Linked DNA regions of Homo sapiens: region 2 is linked to region 1. Evidence: chromatin contacts called from ENCODE Hi-C or POLR2A ChIA-PET data. All regions are on one chromosome and are shown on one strand. Each heading gives the region's core, a stretch centred on a gene start or an enhancer-like site at or near the end of the contact. The rest is flanking DNA. Distances are from core to core; before and after follow the strand shown. Region 1 overlaps PSMD1 (proteasome 26S subunit, non-ATPase 1). Region 2 holds the start of HTR2B (5-hydroxytryptamine receptor 2B).

What was found. Hi-C counts contacts between places; a loop is a spot of excess contacts on that map. ChIA-PET counts read pairs that join two places held with the same protein, here RNA polymerase II (POLR2A). Pooled maps may share reads with other maps.
Region 2: a map of endothelial cell of umbilical vein shows a loop between it and region 1 (2.1-fold over the local background). The contact joins the promoter of HTR2B here to the enhancer-like site in region 1. A Hi-C loop is called at or near these places in 8 of 168 maps with a recorded cell type or tissue (IMR-90, PC-3, aorta and 5 more), 1 of 37 single-sample maps with no recorded cell type and 4 of 50 pooled maps. POLR2A ChIA-PET finds 5 or more read pairs at or near these places in 7 of 52 experiments (GM12878, H1, MCF 10A and 4 more).

Annotation. Positions count from the first base shown.
Region 1 is chr2:231,160,626-231,163,593 of GRCh38, forward strand. PSMD1 (proteasome 26S subunit, non-ATPase 1) reads left to right here. Exons shown (of 25, transcript NM_002807.4): 20 at 715-884. Among named protein-coding and RNA genes, the nearest start is that of ARMC9, 37 kb to the right of the region's middle. Within about 2 kb of position 1,491, at least 5 of the 41 ENCODE cell types and tissues checked have a DNase peak (open chromatin) inside an H3K27ac peak, as active enhancers do; they include PC-3 and endothelial cell of umbilical vein, where a contact is called at or near this core.
Region 2 is chr2:231,123,494-231,126,461 of GRCh38, forward strand. It overlaps HTR2B (5-hydroxytryptamine receptor 2B), which reads right to left and starts at 1,549. Exons shown (of 4, transcript NM_000867.5): 1 at 1,479-1,549; 2 at 1-637. The coding sequence starts at 271. The region is part of intron 16 of PSMD1 (proteasome 26S subunit, non-ATPase 1); the gene reads left to right.

The DNA of each region.
Region 1 (2,968 bases), core at 241-2,740:
AGTATATACTAAAACTTTGCTTTTTATTAACACATGAAAAGCCAATATATAATGCAGATTAATACTTAATTTAGCATCACAGTTTTGATACCCTTCAGGCCTAGTTTTTGAAAAACGCCTGCCTATAGAGAAAGTAAGTCTAGATGTGTGCTAAATCCAGTTAAAAGTACACTTCCAATTTTGGAGAGCCTGGATAACTCACTAATTCCAAGGACTGCATATTAGACTGCACATATGAATTGTGCTTTTAAAATCATCACCAGATGTTTCCCTACTGCAGCACTTACAAATCTTTATTATTGCCTGGGTGTAGTGCCTCACATGCTTGTAATCCCAAGACTTTGGGAGGCTGAGTCGGGAGGATCATATGAGGCTAGGAGTTTGAGACTAGCCTGGGCAACATAGTGAGACCCTCGTCTCTACAAAAAATTTAAAAATCAGCCAGGTGTGGCGGCCCGCACATGTAGTCCTAGCTACTCGGGAGGCTAAAAGAGGAGGATCCCTTAAGGCCAGGAGGTCGAGGCTGCAGTGAGCCATGATCGTGCTGCTGCACTTGGGTGCAGTGTTTCACTCTGTCACCCGAGCTTGGGTAACAGTGAGACCCTATCTCTTTAAAAAAAAAAAAAAGAAAGAAAGAAAGATATCGTTATTATTGTCCTACTATAATAATAGGACAATACTATTATTGTTCATGGTTTCTCTCTTTTTCTACAGGTGGTCATAATGTCACAATCTCCTTGCAGTCCAGGACTGGGCATACTCATATGCCTTCTGTGGTTGGCGTCCTTGTATTTACCCAGTTTTGGTTCTGGTTTCCTCTTTCACACTTCCTGTCATTGGCTTATACCCCTACCTGTGTCATTGGCCTTAACAAGGACTTAAAGGTATGTCTGTGAGACCTCAGCTTTGTAGTATTTCCTGTTCACCGTATCTTATTCATATTTACCGCCCACTTGCAAGGATTTCCATTAAATTTTAAAGATGAGTTAACATCTTATAATAACATTTTCCCTTCAAGTTGAATCGTCACCTTTTTGAATGGAGTGTGTCATTGAAAGTTTTGAAAAGCATATCTCCTTACTAGCTGTGTAACTTCAAGTAATTAGTTGAGAAAGAATGGTGAGAGAGGGGGCTAAATATAAACATACGAAGAGGCTTTATATACCACTCTGATGAATTTTATTTAATACTAAAGCCTGGGAACTGTCGAAGGATTTCAAATGATAAATGAACATGAGATTTCCATTTAGAAAGATCTTTCTGGTATCAGTGGAAACTCATTACAATGCTATTGCAGTAGTCTGGGCAAGGAAGAATGCAAACCTAAACTAAATCTTCCAGAGTTATCTGATACTCGAGTGGTTGATGGAAGAAAGAATTATTACTAAAGGGAAAAAGCAAAATAGGAGGATGACCCTTTGGTAGAAGCAGGAAACAAGACCAACTGTGAGGAGCTAGGGAATCTGATGGAATGTAACTGCTGACTTAAGTCAGAAATTTAAGGCACTGCGTGCCCTGTCATCACATTTGTGGTCATATTTTTTTAATGGAGTTTGTGTTTAGGTCTTTCTTAGTCCTGTGACTTGATGATTCATCTTCTTGTTCTTTAAAAGTCAAAAGGCTTTTTGACCTTTAAATAACTCTTACATCTGGTCATCACTGTTGAAATGTTCTACTAAATTTTCAGAGTGGAAAAGTTTTAGGCTTAAAACTGACTGGTAAAAATAGAATATTTCTTTGTATTGATTTTTCAGTATAGCTGTACAGCCAGTTATCCTTCGTTAAGTGTTTCGGTATTAAAACTGCTCACATTTGTAAATATTGAGCAGCTTTATTGTCAGAACAAGAATCCCTTGGTTTCCCAATCCCCAACTTTTAACATTGTAATTAAACATCCTGTATAACCTATTTTATTCTCTGCCAAACAATTTTATGACTGCTGTTTTTACTCTTTGTGATGAAAATGGGATGGAGAAGATAAGGTTCTTTGTCCTTATGGTGGTATTTATTATCATCCTCCATCAATGCAGATTGGGTAAATAGAGAAAAATTCAGGCCGGGTGTGGTTGTGCACATCTGTAGTCCCAGCTGCTTGGGAGGCTGAGGCAGGAGAATCGCTTGAACCCAGGAGTCAGAGGTTGCAGTGAGCTGAGATTGCACCACTGCACTCCAGTCTGAGCAACAGGGTGAAACTCTGTCTCAAAAAAAAAAAAAAGAAAGAAAGAAAGAAAGGAAGCCGAGGCGGGTGGATCACGAGGTCAGGAGATTGAGACCATCCTGGCTAACACAGTGAAACCCCGTCTCTACTAAAAATACAAAAAAAATTAGCCGGGCATGGTGGCGGGCACCTGTAGTCCCAGCTACTCGGGAGGCTGAGGCAGGAGAATGGCCTGAACCCGGGAGGCAGAGCTTGCAGTGAGCTGAGTTTGCGCCACTGCACTCCAGAGCCTGGGCAACAGAGCAAAACTCCGTCTCAAAAAAAAAAAAAAGAAAGAAAGGAAAAATTGAGACCAAAGAACTTTAAAACTGGTCACTAGGTAATGTGAAGCTGACTTTCTATTAGGCTCATGTTACACTCTTACAAGGCATGATTATATATGGTGTGGAAATTGTATTCAGGCTAGTGTAAGTTACTAGTCTGGTACAAAGAAGGGAAATGGCAGTTTGTATGCAGGATAGACCATCAAATGCTTTACAAAGGAGAGAACAGTTGATCTGATGCTCACACCATGAATAGGACTTACCCATTGAAGCAGGTTGGTTTGTTCATAAAGATAAAGGGATGCCCATTCAAAGGCACAGAGATTAAGAAAAGTATAGAGAACTGCAGGTAATTCTGTAAAGAACCTAAAAACTAAATCAGTAAAAGTAGACATGGCTTTCAGAGAGGAGTCATAACATAGTTGAACATACAGCCTGCATTAAAACTTTGGTCTCCTTTTGTATCCGTATGCCTGTGGAGAGCACA
Region 2 (2,968 bases), core at 299-2,798, 37 kb before region 1:
AATTAGTAGCATACTGCAGCTTCTTCTCCAGTGAAACAGCCAGAATAACAAGGGTATTTCCACCAATTGTGGGTATTATCACCATGAGTATCAGAAGAGCTGCCCAGTGCAGTTTATTTCCCTGTTCCTCAACAATCTGTTTCATTTCCTCTGGTATTGATTCTGTCTGTAATCCAGACCAGTTAGAAGAGATAACGTGAACAAAGGTGCTCTGCAAAATGTGCTCAGGAATTGTGCTTTGAAGTTCAGACACTCTGTAAGAGAGAGCCATTTGCTGTTTTTCTGTGATTCAATCCCGTTCCGAACAGTGGTCAGCATGGTTAGTAGCTAAGCTGCTCATCTGTTTTTTTAAGGCATTGTAACCATGCCAAACACTCAAAAGCCAAAGTTGACACCTTCCTTTAAAAAAAAAAATTCAAGTTCTCTAAAATGAGCGCATACACACATCTGTCCATGTTTGTAGGTAAGATATCCAAGTATTTATTATTTTCTAGAGGCTTAAATTTAGGAAAGCTCAGTGAAAGAAACTGATAGCTGTGAAAAAAATAGGATATATATATATTTTTAGTTTCTCTCTCTCTCTTTTTCTGCCGTAGTTGTAGAGTCGTGTTTGAACTTGCATGCCAGAGAGTTCCCCCTAGATACAAAATACATAGACTGCATTATTTTATTCATTTCTGAAAGTGGTAAAAACACTTGAACTTCATAGCCCTTCCCTTCTTAGTAAGTCTGTTGTGCATTTGTGACAATGCAGCCAATTCTCCAAATATACTGTATTTCTGATGTTGCTCAGTTAATGAAACAGAAGACACATTAATTTTTTCAATGGTTATAATAAAAAGTTAGGTGTTTCCTGACCCTTGAATGTCTTTTTACCTTTACTTACAGAAGAATAGAAAAGTCGAAACACAATAGTTCAGAATAGAACTTTTAGTATGCGCTGGCCACCCACCTAGAAACACTCAAAGCCCAACAAGGGTCTAAATAAATGTTTTACCAGCTAGGGATCCTTATATGTAATTAGCTTTGTCTTATCAGGTTTGTGAGTACTGATATAAATGTCATTTTAGATTTCCTTTAGTTTGAGAGAAGGAAAAAAAAAGGTATTACTAGGATCCAAATAATTGTGTTTAGTAATTTCATCTCTCATGGTATGTCTTTGCAACAATTGTGTTCTAAATTTAATCACTAAATTTGCCAAATTCAAACCAGTTCTTTTTTTGTTTTAAGTAGTGTTTATTTTTTTAACCTTCCCAGTTGCCTTGAGAAGAAAGGGAAACCAAAAGGAAGATTAGACCATTTATTTGTTCATCAAATGTACAAATCACGTTTTTAAAAACTCTCCTTTAGCATTAGTAAATTTTTCATTTTGATTTTTAAACCGCTGAATAGAAATGAAAGATTATGATAGCAGAATTCTTGAAGATTAAAAAAAAAAACCTTTAGATTAATTCCATATGTGTTTATTAAATGCTTACCTCTGGTTTCGTTGTTATTTTGCTGAGCATGTCATCTTATCTGTTCACTAGACTTGCTTGCTGCTGTGACTGAAATCCTCCTCCCATTGACTTATTCTGAGCCTCCAGCACAGGCGGTTGAAAGCAGTGAAACAAATACGTTGTATAGCTGCAAGCATGCCAAGGAGGTTATTTCCTCTTTGATACATTCATTTTTAGAGAGTAGCAGCATTCATTGTAATTCATAAAACCACTGTTAAGCATGTTGAACCAGTTCATGGCCCTTATTCAAGTTATATTTTTAAGAGCTCTCTTTAATATTTGGGGGGACTGTAATAAACTTGATCATTTTAGCTTCAGATAGTTTTGTTTGGGGTTAAGCCTGAGCTGTTTTTCACATTTGAGAAAAAATAAGATATAATCTAGCTATTTTAGAGGTTTCATTCTTTGAAGATTCTGCCGTTTTAAAAGCCTATAGTGATTTCTACAGTTCTGATTTCTAGCAGTGAAACAAGATTCTTATCTAGCTTTTGTGCCTTTGCTGTGGAACACCATTAATTTGCTCTGGTTGCAACCTTATATAGAAGAGCACAGAAAGGCCTGAATTCTACATGTATACATAGGTTTTAGCAGAAACTTTTTTACTGCTTATTTTTAAACAGATGATCTCTGGGTTTAGGAGTGGTTCACAGCTTTTTTTCCCCATAGACTTTACGTTGGAGAAAATACAAGTAATGAAAATACGTTTTTGCCTTATTTCAGAAAATTGGTGTTTAAATCTTAATAGTTATGCTATTTAAGTTTTCTGTAACCATAAGACTAGCTTAGTATTAGAACCTCAGCATTCTCAAGGTTTCCTTTTAAAAGATCATTATAGATGCATATTTTAAAATTAATTACTTATAAATCAGTGATGACATTTGTGCCCTTTTCTTGTTTCAAATTTGTATTCCTTTGCTCATGTTGAATGTTATTGGAAAATACTTAGTTCATTTTAGCTCTGCTGAGCACTTCAGATTTTATTCAGTATTTGCTGCTTTTTTAAAAACTCAAAATTTACTATATTAGAAAAAATACTTGTGAAGAATTCTAGATGAAATAATATTCAAGAGAAATCAGATGTTTTTTAATGTACCAGAATTTCTATTCAGGAATATGAAAATATTTTAAGGCAAGGTGCGGTGGCTCATTCCTGTAATTCCAGCACTTTGGTAGACCAAGACAGGTGGATTGCTTGAGTCTAGAAGAGACCAGCTTGGGCAACATGGCAAAACCCCATCTCTACAAAAAAAACCACATAAATTAGCCAAGGGTGGTGGTTCACACCCGTAGTCCCAGCTACTGGGCGGCGGCGGAGGGGTTGAGGGTTAGGGGTCAGGGGAGACCTGAGGCAGGAGGATTGCATGAACCTGGGGGAGGTCGAGGCTGCAGTGAGCTGAGATCACACCACTGCGCTCCAGCTTGGGGTGACAGAATGAGATCTTGTCTCCAAGATTAAAAAAAAAAGAGGA